2 separate regions of the Homo sapiens genome follow, and region 2 is linked to region 1. A link is a loop called in an ENCODE intact Hi-C map of the cell type or tissue named here. Cell type or tissue: K562. All regions are shown on one strand. Links, peaks and the distances in the headings refer to the core of each region. The heading gives the core; the rest is flanking DNA. Region 1 overlaps DGCR2 (DiGeorge syndrome critical region gene 2). Region 2 holds the start of TSSK2 (testis specific serine kinase 2).

Region 1 (8,969 bases), core at 229-8,228:
CCCTATTAAAATGCCAACAAGTTTTTTTTGCTGAAGTAGAAAAATTTATCCTAATGTTCATAGAATCTCAGCAGACTCCAAAGAGCCAGAACAGTCTTGAAAAAGAAGAAGAAATATGAAATCCTCATAATTCCTGACTTTAAACCTTATTACAAAGCTGCAGTAATCCAAACATTGTAGTATTGGTATAAAGACAGACATATAGACCAATGGAATAGAATACAGAGCCTTAGCAATAAGTCCTTGCATACAGTGGTCAAATTATTTTCCACAAGGATGCCATTACCATTCAGTGAGGGAAAAAGTGTCTTTTCAGAATGAATGGTGCTAGGAAAACTGGACATACAAATCAAAAGAATAAAGTTAGACCCTTAGCTAATGATATACAAAACTTAACCCAAAATGGATCAGGCTTAAATTTAAGACCTTAAACTATAAAATTCTTAGAAAAACATAATAAAGTCTTCGTGACACTGGATTTGGCAATGATTTCTTACATAAGACACTTAAATCACAGGCAACAAAAGAAACAATAGATAAATTAAGCTACGTCAAAATTTAAAACTTCTATTAATTAAAAGAAGCACTCAACAGAGTGAAAAGGCAGCCTACAGAATGGAAAACATTTGAAACTCATATCTGGTAAGGGTTAATATTTAAAATATAAAAAGAATTCCCACAGCTCAATAATAATAAATATCCTGGTTAAAAAATGTGCAAAGGACTGGGTGCGGCGGCTCACGCCTGTAATCACAGCACTTTGGGAGGCCGGCGGATCACAAGGTCAGGAGATCGAGACCATCCTGGCTAACACGGTGAAACCCCGTCTCTACTAAAAAACACAAAAAATTAGCCAGGTGTGGTGGCGGGCGCCTTAGTTCCAGCTACTCGGGAGGCTGAGGCAGGAGAATGGCATGAATCCTGGAGGTGGAGCTTGCAGTGAGCCGAGATCACACCACTGCACTCCAGACTGGGAGAGAGAGCGAGACTCCATCTCAAAAAAAAAAAAAAAAAAAAAAAATGTGCAAAGGACTTGAGTAGACATTTCTCCAAAGAAGATAAACAAATGACTGATAAGCACATTAATGATTAGAGAAATGCAAATCAAAACAGCAGTGAAATAGCTCACAGCCATTAGATGTTTGCTGTTGAACAGGAAATGACAAGTGTTGACGAGGATTTAGAAAAAGTGGAATCCCTCTGCGGTGTTGTTAGGAATGGGAACTGGTGCAGCTACTAAAACAGTATGACAGTGCCACCCAAATTAAAAGTAGAATTACCTGCCGGGCGCGGTGGCTCACGCCTGTAATCCCAGCACTTTGGGAGGCCGAGGCGGGCGGATCACTTGAGGTCAGGAGTTCTAGAGCAGCCTGGCCAACATGGTGAAACCCCGTCTCTACCAAAAATATAAAAAAAAATTAGCCGAGTATGGTGATGCATGCCTGTAATCCCAGCTACTTGGGAGGCTGAGGCAGGAGAATCACTTGAACCCAGGAGGCGAAAGTTGCAGTGAGCTGAGATCATGCCACTGCACTCCAGTCTGGGTGACAGGACAAGACTCCTTCCCCCCCAAAAAATAAAGTGAACTTTAAAAAATAAATAAAATAAAAATACAAAAATTAGCTGGGCGTCATGGCGCACGCCTGTTAATTTCAGCTACTGGGGAGACTGAGGCAGGAGAGTTGCTTGAGCCTGGGAGACGGAGGTTGCAGTGAGCTGAGATCATGCCACTGCACTCCAGCTTGGGCGACAGAGCAAGACTCTGTCTCAAAAAATAAAAGTAGAATTATCATACAACTTAGCAGTTCGACTCCAAAGAATTGGAAGCAGAGACTTGAAGAGAGATTTGTACACCCAAGTTCATAGCAGCATTACTCATAGTAGCCAAAAGGTGGAAGCAACCCAAGTGTCCATCACAGATGAATGGATCAACAACAAGGTAGTCTATCCATCCAGTGGAATATGGTTTACCTTAAAAAGGAAGGAATTCTGACACATGCTACAGCATGGATGGACTTTGAGGATATGCTCAGTGAAATAAGCCTGTCACAAAATAACAAATACTGTATGTTTCCATTTAGATGTGCTATCAAGATACTCAAATGCATAGATACAGGAAGTAGAATTGTGGTTGCCAGGGGCTGGGAGGAGAGAAAAATTGGGAGGTAATGTTTAATGGATACGGAGTTTGTTTGGTAAGATGAAAAGTTCTGGAGATGGATGGTGGTGATGGTTGTTATGGAACTAATGTGAAGGTACTTAATAATGCCACTTAACTGTACACTCTTTTTTTTTTTTTGAGACAGAGTCTTGCTCTGTGGCCCAGGCTGGAGTGCAGTGGCACGATCTCGGCTCACTGCAAGCTCTGCCTCCCGGGTTCACGCCATTGTCCTGCCTCAGCCTCCCAAGTAGCTGGGACTACAGGCGTCCACCACCACGCCCGGCTAATTTTCACCATGCCCGACTAATTTTTTGTATTTTTAGTAGAGATGGGGTTTCACTGTGTTAGCCAGGATGGTCTCGATCTCCTGACCTTGTGATCTGCCTGCCTCAGCCTCCCAAAGTGCTGGGATTACAGGCGTGAGCCACTGCACCCAGCCCAACTGTACACTCTTAAGTGGTTAAAAATGAGTTCAGAAAATCCAATATCTGATTAATACAAATTCCTTAAAAGAAAATAGAGGAGATGGGGGAGGAGGGAATTAGCAAAGAAGTTATATAAGAAAATTTCCCAGAAATGAAAGATTGTATCCTTGGATTGGAAGGGACTGGCACAATAATTTTAAAAAGGCCTGTATAAATTACCTCCTTGTGCAGCTGCAGCACGTTGGTAATGCAGAGGACATCAACCCCTGTAGCGGGAAACCTGGGTCACAATAAAAGGATCAGGAATCAGAGCAGTAGATGCCTCAGCGGCAGCTCCGATGTAAAAAAAAGGTGGGGCGGGGCATCCCAGATCTGTAGAGGAACTGATTTTGATTGTCTACTTCAAATTTTTAGTTTTATCTTTATTCAAGTTACTTATGCATACAATTTGAATATTCAAATGATTCTGTAAGTCTTTTTTTTAATAGCAAACCCTATGAACCCCTCTAATTTTCAAGGCAAACATTGTTTTAGCTGTTTCATTTGGTATTTATCTGTGTGTCTTTAAATTCCGTGGTTTTAGGCATTCTCTGCTGATTCTTCCCTAAGCCTGGTGGGTGAGTCTGGGCCCTGTGCTCTGTGAGGTCTTGCCTGCTTTCAGTGCTGCTCCTAGCTGGGCCATGCAGGAGCACTCCGTTTCCTTTTTGTTGGCACAACATTGTGTTTTCACTTTTTTTTTTTTTTTTTCATCTTGCTCTGTGGCCCAGGCTGGAGTGGAGTGGCGCGATCTCGGCTCACTGCAACCTCCTAGGCTCAATCGATTCTTCTGCCTCAGCCTCCTGAGTAGCCGGGATTACAGGTGCATGCCACCACACCCAGCTAATTTTTGTATTTTTTAGTAGAGACAGGGTTTCACCATGTTGGCCAGGCTAGTCTCGAACTCTTGACCTTAAGCGATCGCCTGCCTCGGTCTCCCAAAGTTCTGGGATTACAGACGTGAGCCACCGTGCCGAGCCATGTTTAATTTTTTAAGAAATTGCCAAGCCGTTTTCCAATTTGGTGTGAATCCTGTAGATTCATATATATCTTTTCTTTTTAAGTACCTAGAAGTCTCTTTCCTGATGTCCCCTCAGTTACAGATCTCTATCAGTCAGAGTTCTTTGGCCCCTCCTTTCCCAGACGCCCCTGGTGGTCCTCACCTGTCAGTGCTGCTGGGCCAGCTTCCCCGTTCACCATCAGTGTGGGAGAATCAGTCACTCTCACCTGTGTCTCCTTGCGTTGGAACCTCTGGTGTTTGGTTTTTATATCTTTCCTGTTTTGTTTTATTCCTTCATTTTAGTCGAGTACTGCCCCACTTATGTGGAAAAGGAACATAGGAGACAAAGGTTTGTGTTTCCTTGTTTGCATGTCTGAAGTGTCCTTATTTTACCTTTGCACATAAGTTTGGCTGGTTTTAGAATCATAAGCTAGAAATAAGTTTTTCCCATAATTTTGAAGGTTAAGCTTACTCCATTTTTACTCCAACACCAGTGTTGCTGGTGACATAATTTTTGATTCTTTGAACATAACTTGTTTTCTTCCTGGAAATTTTGCGTATCTTTTGAACCATTGCACTGCCTCCTCAGTGGGTCTTTTCATCTTAGACTCATGCCTTACAGCTTAGGGAAAGGGGTCACTTTCCTGTTCTCTGTTCTATTCTGTTTTCTTCTCTGTTCCCTTTTTCTGGAACTCTTTATTATTGGGAATTGGAGCTCTTGGATTGATTCCCAGTTTTCGTTTTCTCCTCTGCAGTTTTCCATCTCTTTGATTATTTTACTTTTAGTAGGTTTCTATAACTTCTGCCAAATCTTTTATGAGTTTTCATGTTTGCTGTCATGTATTCAGTTTTTTTTTGTGTGTGTGACAGGTCTCACTGTCACTCAGGCTGGAGTGCACTAGTGTGGTCATAGCTCATTGTAGCCTCAAACAGCTAGGCTCAAACAGTCCTCTTGTGTCATCCTCCTGAGTAGCTGGGACTATAGGCATATGCCACTATGCCCAGCTAATTATTTTTATTTTTATTTTTCATAGAGACAGGGTCTTGCTGTGTTGCCCAGGCTGGTCTCCAACTCCTGGCCTCAAGCAATCCTCCTGCCTCAGCCTCCCAAAGTGTTGGGATTACAGGTGTGAGCCACTGCACCTGGCCTCCTGTTCATTTGTACAAGATCATTTTCAGAGGCAAGTAATGATGGATAGTGTTGTCTGCATTTTCCTTTTTTTTAAAAAAAAATTTTATTTATTTATTTTTTAGACAGAGTCTTGCTCTGTTGCCAGGCTGGAATGCAGTGGTGCGATCTCCACTCACTGCAACCTCTGCCTCCCGGGTTCAAGTGATTCTCCTGCTTCAGCCTCCCGAGTAGTTGGGACTACAGGTGTGTGCCACCACGCCCAGCTAATTTTTTGCATTTTTATTAGAGACGGGGTTTCACCATGTTGGCCAGGATGGTCTTGATCTCTTTACCTTGTGATCTGCCCACCTCGGGCCTCCCAAAGTGCTGGGATTACAGGCGTGAGGCACCGTGCCCGGTCCATGCTCCTTCTTAATAGCACCCTTTTCTTGTTTCATGAGTACAGTAGAACCTCTCACTTTGAGGATGTTAATGGCCTGTTTTTGGTTTTAACTTTTTGTCTCTGTACTTGTTTCTTCTGTGCTATTTTCCTCTGTGGTTTGGGTCTCTGCCTCAGAGGTTTGGTGGTCCTTCCCTATCTGCTGTATGTGGCTGAGGGACTTGAAGTTCTGTGCACGTGGGCTTCCCTGGAGGGTGAACCAGCTGGATATGTTTCGTTGGGAATCTCCTCCTGTTGGGGACTTTCTTCTTGACCTGGTCAGATTTTTTCCATAAAGGACCATTTCCTATCTGCCTGGAGCCTGGGGTTCTGAGAGCTTAGTGGAAGAAAAATGGCGATGGGGAATCTGTCCTCTCTTCCCTGAGTAAAGAACCCTGATTTTCAGCTGAACTGGTGTCCCCTAACCCAGACACCACCTGTTTTATCTTCTTACCAGTTAACTCTTGATTTGTTTACTGCTTGAGTTGTGGGAGGAATCTGGGTGTGTCCACCTGCCTTGTCCCTGCGCCCACCTTTTAATATGAATAATTTCAGATCTATAAAAAACTCATAATCATAGTGCAATAAACACTCCTGCAGCCTTTACCCGGGTTCACCAGCTGATAGTGTCCTGCCGCACCTTTACCCGGGTTCACCTGCCGCAGTTGCTCTTTGTGTTTTTCTTCTGAACCCTTTGAGAGGTTACAGATATTATGATATTCTACCCCTAAATACTATGATCAAAAAATAAGAACAATCCTCTACAGAAGCCTTTTCACATGCAAGAAATTTACTGTAGTACTATTCTGTGTAATCCATATTCAGATTCTTTTCATTATCCCCAGAACATCCTTTACAGGTTTCTTTCCCCTTTTAATTCAAGATTTATTCAAGGATTAATGTAAGTATGTTATTGCCGTATTGCTTTGTTCTTTAATCTAGAAGTATTCCCAGCCCTCTTTTGCAGGGGGCTTTGGGCGTCTTTCATGACATTGCCATATTTGAAGAGTCCAGGTCAGTTCTGTAGAATGGCGTTCAATTTGGACTTGTCTCTTTCTTCAGGATTAGCTTCAGGTGAGACTTTTTTTTTTTAGGTAGCAATACTATGTAAGTCATAAATTATCAAATCACGAGGCCCAAGGTCATTTTGTCTCATTATTGGTGATGTTAAGTTTGATCACTATTGTGAATATTTCTTTCCCTTTTTGTGACGAAAAGTAATTTGTGAATAAATAGTCTGTGGAGTGGTATTCTAGGTATTCTCCCTGATTCTGTTTCCTTGTTGAACTTGCTCTCCAGTGTGTTCCTGTGCTGGGGAAGCAGCAGCGTGGCACTCTAGTGGTGCTGGAGGCAGGAGGGGCACATGTGCTCCGAGCTGCACAGGTCATGGAGCCCAGAGTCGGAGCAGATGTGGCTCTGGGTGCTACAGTGACCCCTGCACCAGGTCCCCAGCTGGGCTGTGAGGCAGGGCTGCTCGGGCCCCATGGCCCTGGTGGAGGTGGAAGAGGCCCCCCAGCTTACCAAAGGCTGGCCCTCCGCGGGAAGAGGGACATTCTCTACTGTCAGAGGCAGGCCTGAGAGGTCTGTAAGGGTTCTGTCCTGTGCTATGCGCATTCCCCAGCCTGGCCCCCAGACTCTCCCCCAGGACACTGTCTGACATCAGCATCATCTTGACAGCCAAGCCCTTCCCCTTCTTGCTGGCAAAGGCCTGTGTCTGTGCTGGCAGGTTTCCATGGTGGGCCCAGAATGGGCATTGAATAAACGTGGGGGTGAGGGGATGAATGTGAGCATTTGGATATGGAGATGCATGATGGAAAAAAGAAAGGGCTCACAATTGCCACCTAAACCCAGAGAAGCCTGCTCAACAGAGTGGTGTCCTTTATCACCATTTGGCTTTCTGGTTATGTTTCTGAAATATTTCACCTGGTCTCCCACCCCAGGGGGCAGATGACTTCACTCAGTCAACATGTAACAACCTGGTCTTTGGTGCCCATGTGACCTGGCAGCACTGTCCCTCTGTTATCTCTTCTTTCTCTTCCCTTTCCTCTGCCCTCAGTTCATCTTGTCTTTCTGTGAGCAATTTTACCAGGTACTGTGCTTGGCTTGGGGAAGAGGCCAGGATACAAAGTGGAGCCACAGGTCTTGCCCATTTGAGCAGAGGGAGATGTTGAATTTAAGTTCAGTGACATTCTCCAGCCACACTCAGGCCTGGCCTCAGGTTTATCCCGGATATGTCTGCCTTTGCCCTTTGCCAAAGCTGCTCCATCTGCCAGAAAGCCCCTCTGTTCTTTCTCAGCTTCCAGTCTCAGGCCCAGAAGCTCAGGTGGCTCTTCCCTTCTCCACCAAGTGCTGATGCCCCATCCTAGTGGCTGCATCCCTGCATCAGAGCTACCAGCGAGTCTGTGGGTCGAGTCTCCTACCCAGAGTGTCGGGTGCTGCAGGTAGCATGGCTTAGGACATGGGACCAGTCCTAAAGAGCTGATGGTCCCCAAGTACTGCGTGTTTACAGCATCAGGCCTGTCGTGGTGCCAGTTACTGTCCCACACTGAGGTCCTTAGGTTGTATTTTGGGGTGGTAAAGTACCCCAAAGACACCTCTACCAAAAAACACAAGCCTTGAAGATGCTTCTCCCTTTGAGGTCTTCACTTTCTGTTGAAAGTGTCTCGGACACAGGTAGCATATTTTATATTTTAGTGATTCCCAGTCGAATAGCAACCCATCCCCATCACATGCCTGACAGGAGCTATGGAACTATGCTTATTGAGTACTGAGTGAGTATCCAGAGTCTCAGAAATGAGACTACATACGCACTTGTGTACAAGGTGTTTAAGGCAGCCTTTTCTAGAATAATGAAAAAAATGCAAACAGCCTAACCTCAAACCATAGAGATTATGGGGATGAAAGAAATCCATTTGTGGAATACTATGCAGCCATCAAAAGTCATGTTCCTAAGCCCATTTAAAAATATAGAAAGCTGTTTATAGTCTTAAGCTTACAAAGCAAGTCGTGAAATGGAGTGTCTGATGTGATCCCAGTATTCTTAAAGATTTGTGTAGAAAAGAGACTTGGTGAGGGGGCAGATGCTCGCATAGTTAAATATGGCCTTTGTTGTTTATTGTCTTTTCAAACTTTTGTATTTTTCAAGCATTTCACATTGAATGTTTGTTACTTTATCATGAGCAAAAAAGCATGTGGATTTTTTATTAAATAAAAACCATTGCAAAGTCTATGACACTAGCAGAACCAACCTGCTGGAGAGGGGCTCGTCAGGTGGCGCTGACTGCCGGTTCAGGTTCAGGGAAGGAGGCTTTGCAGGAGGCCTCCTAACCCTCCCTGTGACCTCCCTTGGGGAGCCGAGGCCCCACTCGCCATCTGCAGCCAGAGTGCACTTGCTGGCAGGCGTCTGTCTGTGTGCAGCCTTGCAGACCAAGTTTGTTTCCCATCTGACCTGACCTTGTACCCGATGCCCTTCATGACACATCAGGGTACACCTGTACAGAGTGGGAGGTGAGCGGGCCCATGAGGGCCCTCTCCCCTGCACCATGGCCTTGGGTAAGTCACTCCCCTTCTCTGAGTCTGCCCTTCACCTTGTGAGATGGGAGGAGTGTGGTTCTCCTTTTTCACAAGGGGGTTGGAGGACAAAAGAGAGTGTGTGGGTGGAAGCACTGGTGTGCAAATTACTATTAGATCATGCTGTATAAAACTATAGTTATTTCCTCATCTTCAGCTGCCTGTTGACACCTTCTAGCCATGCACTGAGACCTGCTGCACACCAGGGCCTGTGCCAAGCACCAAAG
Region 2 (8,969 bases), core at 711-8,710, 57 kb before region 1:
CCACAGGCACACGGGGAAGCGCCCGAAATACAGAGCGCCGATAAAGACAGAGATGTTCACTCTGATAATCAGGGAAACACTAAAACAGACTGCTTTTTCCTGAGAGATTGTCAGAGGTCATGGTTTTGGGAGGAACACGAAGACAGGTGAGGAGTGCTGCGCCTTGGGCAGGTCAGGTGGGGTTTGGGGCTTTCCAGGGGCTTTTAGTGGGAGGTGATGGGTTGTGGGGGTTTTGTAGGCAACAAAGAGAGGCTGGCACCCACCACAGTGGCTTTCTGTGTGAGGGGCTGCCTGGCGTGTGGCAGGCCTGGCGCAGCTACCCACACACCTGCTACCTTGTAGATCCTGGAGCCAGGCCGCAGGGAGCGGCTGGGTCTGAAGATGGCCAACGAGGCCGCTGCCAAGAACCGGGCCAAGAAGCAGGAAGCCTTGCGGAGAGTGACGGAGAATCTGGCCAGGTGAGGGGCCGCCTGGCTGGTGGGGAAGTGCGAGGGTGGCTCTGGCCTGCTCCTGTTCGGCCCCTGCCCTGACCGTGTGGAGGCATGGCCCACGCGGCAGAGTCCAGGGCAGGTCCGCGGGGTTCTGCAGTGGGTACTGTGGCAGCTCCTCTATCCAGAGCATGGCCGCACATGGACAGGATGAGAGGCCCCCTCCATCTTCTCTTTCCTCCACGTCCTCTTTGACCCGTCCCTAAGAGGCATCTTTAGGCGTGTGGTCCTGCTGGGAGCTTTCATCAGCCCTGTGGAGAGAGTCATCGTTCCCCTTGGAGAGGGGTGGGGACTCCAACTCTCAGAGGCCTGGGGGTGCACCCCAGCCCCCACAGCCAAGGGCGGTGCTGCTGTTTGACCTCAGGTTTGACCTGAGCGCTGCTGTTTGACCTCAGGGATCCCCCGCATTTGCTGCCATGCTGGCAGTACCATCCTCCTCAGCTCAGAGTGACTGTGTCTCTGCCCAGGCTCTTCCTGGGAGCCAAGGGAGGCCCTGCTGCCGGCAGCTCTCAGCCCACCTAACCCTGCCTCTCTCACCCATTCCTCCACCCCAGCCTCACCCCCAAAGGCCTGAGCCCAGCCATGTCGCCAGCCCTACAGCGCCTTGTGAGCAGGACGGCCAGCAAGTACACAGACCGGGCCCTGCGGGCCAGCTACACACCATCCCCAGCACGCTCCACCCACCTCAAGACCCCGGCCAGTGGGCTGCAGACCCCCACAAGCACACCGGCGCCTGGCTCTGCCACACGCACCCCTCTCACACAGGACCCGGCCTCCATCACGGACAACCTGCTGCAGCTCCCTGCCCGGCGCAAAGCTTCGGACTTCTTTTAGAGCCAGGCCTGGGCTGGGCTCATAGACGCTTCACAGAGCCTGCAGGGCAGCTGTACACCCAGCAGAGGACTCCAGCCTTCTCGGGGCCCAGGCCTGGGCCAGAAGCTGTTGACCATACCAGGAGTCACTGGAGAAAGGGGCTGTGCTGGGGCCAGACTGGCACAAGGCACTCGTGCCCACACCACACCCCAGGGCCTTGCCAAGCTGTTTGCTGTTTAATTGGCCCCTTGAACTGTCATTAAAGAACACCTAGGTACAGTCTGGGGGGTTGCCTCTCCATCTTGCTCCCCACACGAGCCCTAGCCTTGCCCTGGGGCCTGCATCACGTCTCAGGACTGCGGGGCTTGAAGCGAGGGGCCCCCCAGGTGAGGAAGCTGCAGGTGGGGCGGCTGTGGGAGCACCGGGTGACTGGCGTTGCTTTCTGCGGCACTCGGAACCTGTGTTCTGAGTTGAGCTCACATCCTGCAGTGCTTTCTGCTTCTCTGGGGGGATATGAAGGAGAAACGGAGCCCTTGGAAGTTGTACCCTTAGGTTCCCCTGCGGTTCTGGGCCCAGGTCTGCAGCCTCCACTCTGGGCTTGCCGGCTGTGAGGTGCGCTGGTTATAGGACTGTGTGGGGGCTGCATATCAGGTGATCTCAGCTATCACCTTCTCCCAGCACCTGGCTTCCAGCTCATGGGGTGGGACTATCCCACTCACCCCTCTGCTATAGGCACTGCCCATCTTATGCTGCTGGCCCTGGCCTCACCTGGTCACTTCCACCAACAGGAGCTCCCAGATAACAGTGGGTTGCTGGACAGATCAGGCTGGGACTCTTAAGGGGTGGGGGACGTGGGGCCTTCAGTGCTTTATCCCCTAGGAAAGGGTGCACGTTATCCCAAGGGAGCCCCCAGGAAGTGGGGAGGGAGGGGGGAGGAGCATGTCTAGGTGCTGACCACCTGGAGCACTTGGCCAGCAAGTGGGCCGCATGCTTTGGGAGCAATGGGTGACCCAGCAGGAAGCACAAAAGACCGGCCAGTGTGCCATCATCAAGGGCTGCTGAGCAGCTTGAAGAGCCACTGGGTGGGGAGGGCACACGGGGAGGTCTCAGCTGGGGCTGCCCCTGGAGGACAGGGCAGGGAACTTGAGGGCTGAGGACAGAAATCTCACATGACTCCAGGAAATAGAGGAAGAGGAGGATGCTGAGCGAGGGATTGTGAGGGAGTGGGGGTAGGTCAGAGGGGGCTGAACTGCAGGAAGCCAGGGGGAGTCGTGGACCACTGGAGCTGGCCAGCCCCAGGGCATTGGGGACAAGGCCAGGTCAGAGGGAGACAGTGTGGGCCTGGTGGGTGGACCCTGGCAGAGGCCCTCTTGTCCCCCACAAGGCCAGGCCACACTGTGATTCTGCCTGTACCTGAGCATCTGTCCTGTGCTCCTAGGCCGGAGACCACTGTGTGTCAGGTGGGGCGGTTGGCTGAGTCCCAGAGAAAAACACTCCTCACTGGGCACTCTTGATGCTTGCACACACCCTGTGGTTTATTTGGTGGTCAGTAAGGAACGTCTTTGCTGCTAAGTGGAAGAAAGCTAATGGAACGTAATCAAAATAGTGGTTTAATTGACGAATTTTACTTGCACCTGTGCCTTCTTCAGATCCTACCTGCCTACTTAGTTTACGTGAAGGCCGACTGCACCATGCCCCCCAACCCCGACCCCCACCACACACAACGGGGCCATTGTCATGCTAGGTGCTTGCTTTCCCCACCTCAGCTCCGGAGATGTGATGGTCTTTGGCCCTGGAGGTCTCGGCCAGCCTGTCCTCCATCCTGTTCTCGTTCTCGGGCACCACCAGCAGCCGGTGCTGGGTTTTGGCTCCAAGCTTGTGGTCGGGCCGGTGGTCGGGCCTCAAGCCTGTCTTGGTGTCCAGTTTGCACTCAGCGCGGTACTTGCCCTCCCCCTCCCTCTTGAAGGAGGCAGAAGACGTGGCTTTGGGCTTGGGGGGCTGCAGCCACGAGTGGCTGAGGATCTCATCGATGTGGAGCCGCTGGCTGACGTCGGGCTGCAGCATGCGGTAGATGAGGTCCTTGCACTCGCAGGTCAGGTTCTTGGAGCGCGGGAAGTCCACACGGTGCTCCTTCTGGATACGCAGCATCTTCCTGATGTCGGAGTCGTCATAGGGCATGGAGCCGCAGACCATGATGTACAGGATCACGCCCAGGCTCCAGATGTCATACACCTTGGGCTGGTAGGGGATGCTCTGCAGCACCTCGGGGGCTGCATATGCTGCCGACCCGCAGAAGGTCTTGCTGAGGATGATGCGCCCATTGCTGTCCCGCAGGCAGCGCTTGGAGAAGCCAAAGTCAGACAGCTTGATGTTGAAGTCCTTGTCGAGGAGAAGGTTCTCGCACTTGAGGTCCCGGTGGACGATGTCCAGGTCGTGGCAGTACTTGACGGCGGAGGAGAGCTGTCGGAACATCTTGCGTGCCACGTCCTCATGCAGGGCTCCCTGGCACTTGATGAACTCGAGGAGGTCGCCCTGGACGCCAAGCTCCATGATGATGTAGATCCGTCCGTCAGAGGTCTCAAAGATCTCGTAAGTCTTGATGATGGAGCCGTGGTTGACAGTTGCCAGGATGTCCATCTCCCGAGGAAGGAATCTCTCCACAAAGTCAGTAGGTGTTTTCTTGCGGTCGATGATCTTGACAGCCACATTGAACTTGAGGCGCTCAGAGTAGGCAGATTTGACTTTTGCGTAGGAACCCTTGCCAAGATTGATGCCTACGATGTAACCCTTCTTCCTTAGGACTGTGGCATCGTCCATGGTGCCAGGAGCGACTGGCGCCGCTGCCGTCTACATCCCCCCGTCATGTGGGCCAGCAGGCATTGTCCTCATTTACACTACCGGAGGCGTCTGGCTGGGCTGCCCTGGGCTGGGCTTCGACTCAGGGGTGGAACACTCAGCATTGTCTCCGGGTGACTTCAGCCAATGAACTCATAAAGCCAAGGAGTGGGGGCGGGGACTGGGCTGAGGGAGAACAGGGTCTCTGGAACCGTGGAAGCCAGGCTGGTCTGGCAGGAGCACCCACTCCCCGCCCGCTGGAAGGAAGCCTGTCCCCAGGACAGGACTCTGGTGGCCCTGCTGCTGCTGCATTGGTTTCCCTGTCACAAGTCAAGCTGGAGGGGAGGCGGCCCACGTCCAGCCTGTTTGCATCACCTGGCTGTGGGGACTGACCCTGCATTGGTCTTTGTCCCACTAGGGTGGGTTTCCTGCAGCTTCTTTGGCTATGAAGAAAAGCACCCCCAGGGCTGTGTCCTTGGTGTGGTAGGACAGTTGTCCCTGACAGTCACCCAGACAGGCCTGCATAGCACCCCAGTTACACAGACAGATTTCCACAGCACTGCCTTACCATTGAGCACATAGTTAAATCTAGGGAAATCAGTGCCCAGACATCAAAGCTAGAAATGAAACATGGTCAGCAGGAGCCTTGCATGGGCTTCTCTTTTGCTGGAGCAAGCCAAAATAATAGGAACGGTTTTACATTCCTAGTGCCAGGACCCATCTCGGGTCGACAAAATCTGAAGACAAGTTAAGGGAACAGGCAGCTGTTTGAATAGATCAATTGGATAGTCTAAGGCAGCTCTCTGGACCAAGCTGTAAAGGAGATACAATCGAAATAATCACTCCGGTACCACAGTAGACAGGCCTTGAAGGCACTGGGCCCCTTTTAATCGGACTTAGCAAGCATTTTTTTTGCCTCTGACCTTCTCCTTGGAACAAAATTAGTTACCAGTAGACTTAGGTGATTGCTGTACTGCATGTAGGCACATAACCCCAACCTATATAAACAGTAAGAAAATTGTAGCACTTTGAGTTGGTCTGCTGGAATTATCTCCAGCCTTCTCCCTGTATCCAGTTACAGTGATAAACTCCCTTCTTTCCTAGTTTGTCTGCTTCTCGTTATTGGGCCTCAAGAAAATGCAGCTGGACCTGGCTTGGTTCTGGGAACAGTGGTACCTGGGAGGGACTGCCCTGGACCAGTCAGGCTGGCAGTGGTGCCAAGCCTGGTAGACGAAAGCAGCTCTGTGTTTGGGAGCAGAGGCGGCAGGCCCCTCAGGGTAGAGAGCCGGGCAGGTGAGTCGCTGCTGCTCCAGCGAGCAAGGGCCTGTGTATGGGTGGGTCGGGGCTGCAGTGCATGCCAGCTGGGTGCCCAGGGTCCAGGGCAGGTGGCTGCATGTCTGAGGGGTGGGGCAGGGCCTCCCTTGGGTAGAGGCGGCAGGAAGGCACCCAGGCAGCAGAGAGCCTGGGAGAAGAGAGGGCTTTTTCTGAAAGTGACTGGAAGTAGGAGGGAAGTGAAGGAGTCTCGGCTTTTTCTCTAAGCGGCAGCCTGCCCCTGCAGGTGCAAGACAGGAGGAGGGCCGTCCCAGTTGTGTTTTAAGATGGTCAGTGGCAGAGAGAGAGAGACAGAAAGAGTAGAATTGGCTTTGAGGTGAGAGTGGGGGCCAGTGCCTTTGACCAAATGAGAAGAGGCTGGGCCAGGGTGGGCCTCAGGATCAGCAGGAGACAGAGAAGGTCAGGTCTTAGTCTTGTTTGCTAGACTGTGAGTGGATGGGCCTTGGTGCTGGGGAATCCTGGGGCTGAGAGCGCCCAGGCCATGCACTGCAAAGACCAGGCACCTGGGTGAGGAGGGGGTTCTGAATCACATCAGTTTGGGCCTTTGTGTGGAGTGAGCAGCAGTCGCCTGTTGGAACCCTGACATTGGGTAGCATTTACGTCTCGGGCTGCCTTTTGCACCTGCAGTGTGAACATCCTGTTTCAGTGCTGGTGTGTGGATTTGTGCTTTGGGAAATGTGGCATCCTGTACATGTCTCCTCAGGTGCGTTGGACTGATGTTCATTTGTCATCCATCACAGGCATCCTGGATTCACAGGGAGCAGCTGGGACAGATGAGCTGTGTGTTCAGTGTTTAGGGGAGAGGGAGGAAGGCCTGTTCCCAGGTGGGGTTTAGTCCTGGAAGGTTTCAAAGAGGAAGTGATGTTGGAGCTGGGGTGCTGGGGATCAGCAGACTCCACAGGGTTGACAAGAGGGGCAGGACATGTCAGACAGATGTGACATCTTGGCCCTGGCATGGCTGTGTGGACCCACTCCATCTGGAGTACACAGGGAGCACCCTGTGTTTGGAGGTCACTAGGGAGGATTGCAGAAACAGGGCAGCCAAAGTCAGGATGCTAAGCTGAGAGGCTCAGATGGGCAGGGTGGGCCGACGTGCCTACAGTGACTGCCTTCCAGCAGTGACAGCCTCCCAGAGTCCCACCCGAAGCTCTTTATAGCATCGGTGGTTAATAGCTTTAGTTTGATGCTTTCCTTTTTCCTGGGAGCCTCTACGGCTGAAATGACCAACACTTCACTCCTTTTTGTCCTAGAAGGGGCTGGCTATGAAAATTTGCAGGCCAGGACCCAGGAGCATGAGACCTCCCACTTACCACCCCCTGACCCTTTCCTTTGCTCCCCCAAATGCCCTATCTGGGACACTTCTCTGCATATCTGCTTCCTCCCCTCCCCTCCCCTCCCCTCCCCTCCCCTCCCCTTCCTTTTCGATGGAGTCATGCTCTGGCACCATGTCGGCTCACTGCAACCTCCACCTCCCAGGTTCAAGCAATTCTCATGCCTCAGCCTCTCGAGCAGCTGGAATTACAGGCAAGCACCACAACGCCCAGCTAATTTTTGTATTTTTAGGAGAGATGGGATTTCACCATGTTGCCCAGGTTGGTCTCGAACTCCTGGCCTCAAGTGATCTGCCTGCTTCGGCCTCCCAAAGTGCTGGGATTACAGGCATGAGCCACCGTGCCCTGGCTGCATATCTGCCTTCTTCCCAGACTCTACCAATGCCTTCTCCCTCTTTTTGTGCATTCTACTTCTTCACCTCCTGAGGGTCTCTCTGGTTCTTGGGGGACATGCCAGAAGAGGCAGGTGTCAACATTGCAGAGGCAGAACTGCCCGGGCATGGAGCGGGCCGCTTCATCCAGGATGCACACACAGGGCCGGCACTCCTGGTATGTTTGACAGAGAGCTTTGGATTCGACTTGGAGACCTCCAGCGTTGCTCCTAGGGTTGCAGTCCTGTGAGCAAGGTACCTGCACACTCTGAGAAATCCACTTCTCTCTGAACCTTCCTATCCTTTATAAAGTAGACACCTTTTTACCTATTTGTCCCCCAAGCACTGAGGGTCTGCCCTGGATGCCGAGGTACACTGATGAGCTAGACCACCCATGCCGTCCTGGAGCCCAGAGGCGAGGGAGGCTCAATCACACCAAGTGTGTGTGCGCGATGGTGGCTGTGCCACGCATCAGAACCATGGTGCTGTGAGGACAGGGAACTGGGGATTGGACTTTGGGAAGCTGGGGAAGGCTGAGGTCTGAGGAACTAGCCAGGTGGAGAGGGATGAGGATAGCTATTACATGTGACGGTTTGAAGGGATGTGGCTTGGCAGGAGCACGGACAGGCCATGGAGGGCCCTGTTGAGGTCCTGGTCCTAGCACCTTTGAGAATCCTTGAAGGGGTCTGAGCCAGGGCTGAGCCACCTACAGGAGTCGCCCGGCATGGCGAGGCCACCTGTGGAGGCGTCACCTGGGACTCCTGCCCTGGGCAGTGTGATCTCAGACAGGTGGCCCACTCCCTCTGAGCTGTTTCCAGCTGTAAAGCTCAGAGCAGGAACTCCTCCTGCAGCCCCTCCCACCCGGGCTTACCTGGCTGAGCTACAGTGAGGCTCCCAGACCTGCTTGCCAGCCACTGCCCTGAGGACCAGCGCAGGTCCGTGGGGATAATTGAGGAGGAGGCCCCAAGAGCCATTTCTCAGGATGTCCCACCCGGGCCCCCATCCCAGCACTCTGGGCTCCCTCTCCACCATGAGTTTCTTGGTGGGAAAAATAGGGTGGCTCCTTGAGGCCTGTTGGCAGAGTACACAGTGGCAGGCTGCTGAGAACCCCTAGAAGGCTTTATGGAGGCCTCAGCCTCTCAGCTGAGCCTGGAGAGCTGGACAGAGTCTGCAGGGGCGAGTTCCCTGTATGATTATGGGCCGTGTGTGTGATGGGGGCGCAGTGGTGAGGCCTGGTGCCCAGAGGCCAGGGGAGGATGCACTGGGCCACAGGAGGACCCCAGAGGCCAGGGTAGGTTCCTCCCCACTGGGCAGTGGGAGCCAGGCTGGTGGGGGATGGCTCTGGACACTGTCGGAGGTGGTGGGAGGGTTGGGGTGGAGGCCTGAAATTAAACCACGTGGAAGGGGGCTGTGAGAACATGAGGAGGCAGGTGGACTTGGGGAAGAGCGCAAGGAGGGCCAGTCCAGGCTCTCACTAGACCCTACTTCTCCAAGGGGACTGAGGTTGGGGTCTTCCCGAGGTAGAGAAGTGACCATAGGTAGACTGTGGACAGTGATCATCGATGTTGCTGGCAGTGGAGCTCCTCTGCTCTGACATTCTCTGTGTCCAGCACCTGCTTCAGGCCCCGCCCTGGGGGAGTGGGAGTCGCATGACAGTCCTAGCCTTGGGTTTGACTTTGGCCCCATCCACTTAGAGGCCATGGGAGAGGTAATTCTGAAAGCGCTTGTCCTTTGTGGTTGCCTGTCGTATCCTACTTGCCAGTGTCAACTTCTAATGCAGGGGTGTCGTCCCTTGGGAC

What was found. Peaks named below come from ENCODE experiments on the same cell type or tissue, not always from the same donor. Only the 100,000 strongest peaks of a DNase experiment are listed, where the experiment ranks them.
Region 2: it touches region 1 in a loop (3.0-fold over the local background); 9 of 110 quality-filtered maps call a loop at or near these places.

The regions. Positions count from the first base shown.
Region 1 is chr22:19,068,777-19,077,745 of GRCh38, reverse strand. All of the region lies in intron 2 of DGCR2 (DiGeorge syndrome critical region gene 2), which reads left to right. Among named protein-coding and RNA genes, the nearest start is that of DGCR11, 25 kb to the right of the region's middle. In K562, for the core only: CTCF peaks have their summits at 437 and 3,768; a DNase peak (open chromatin) is centred at 3,785.
Region 2 is chr22:19,126,549-19,135,517 of GRCh38, reverse strand. It overlaps ESS2 (ess-2 spliceosome associated protein), which reads left to right. Exons shown (of 10, transcript NM_022719.3): 9 at 343-458; 10 at 1,043-5,239. The coding sequence ends at 1,322. It overlaps TSSK2 (testis specific serine kinase 2), which reads right to left and starts at 4,210. Exons shown (of 1, transcript NM_053006.5): 1 at 2,896-4,210. The coding sequence starts at 4,118. The coding sequence ends at 3,042. In K562, for the core only: a CTCF peak has its summit at 3,997; no DNase peak of the experiment used is centred there; H3K27me3 peaks cover 658 bases.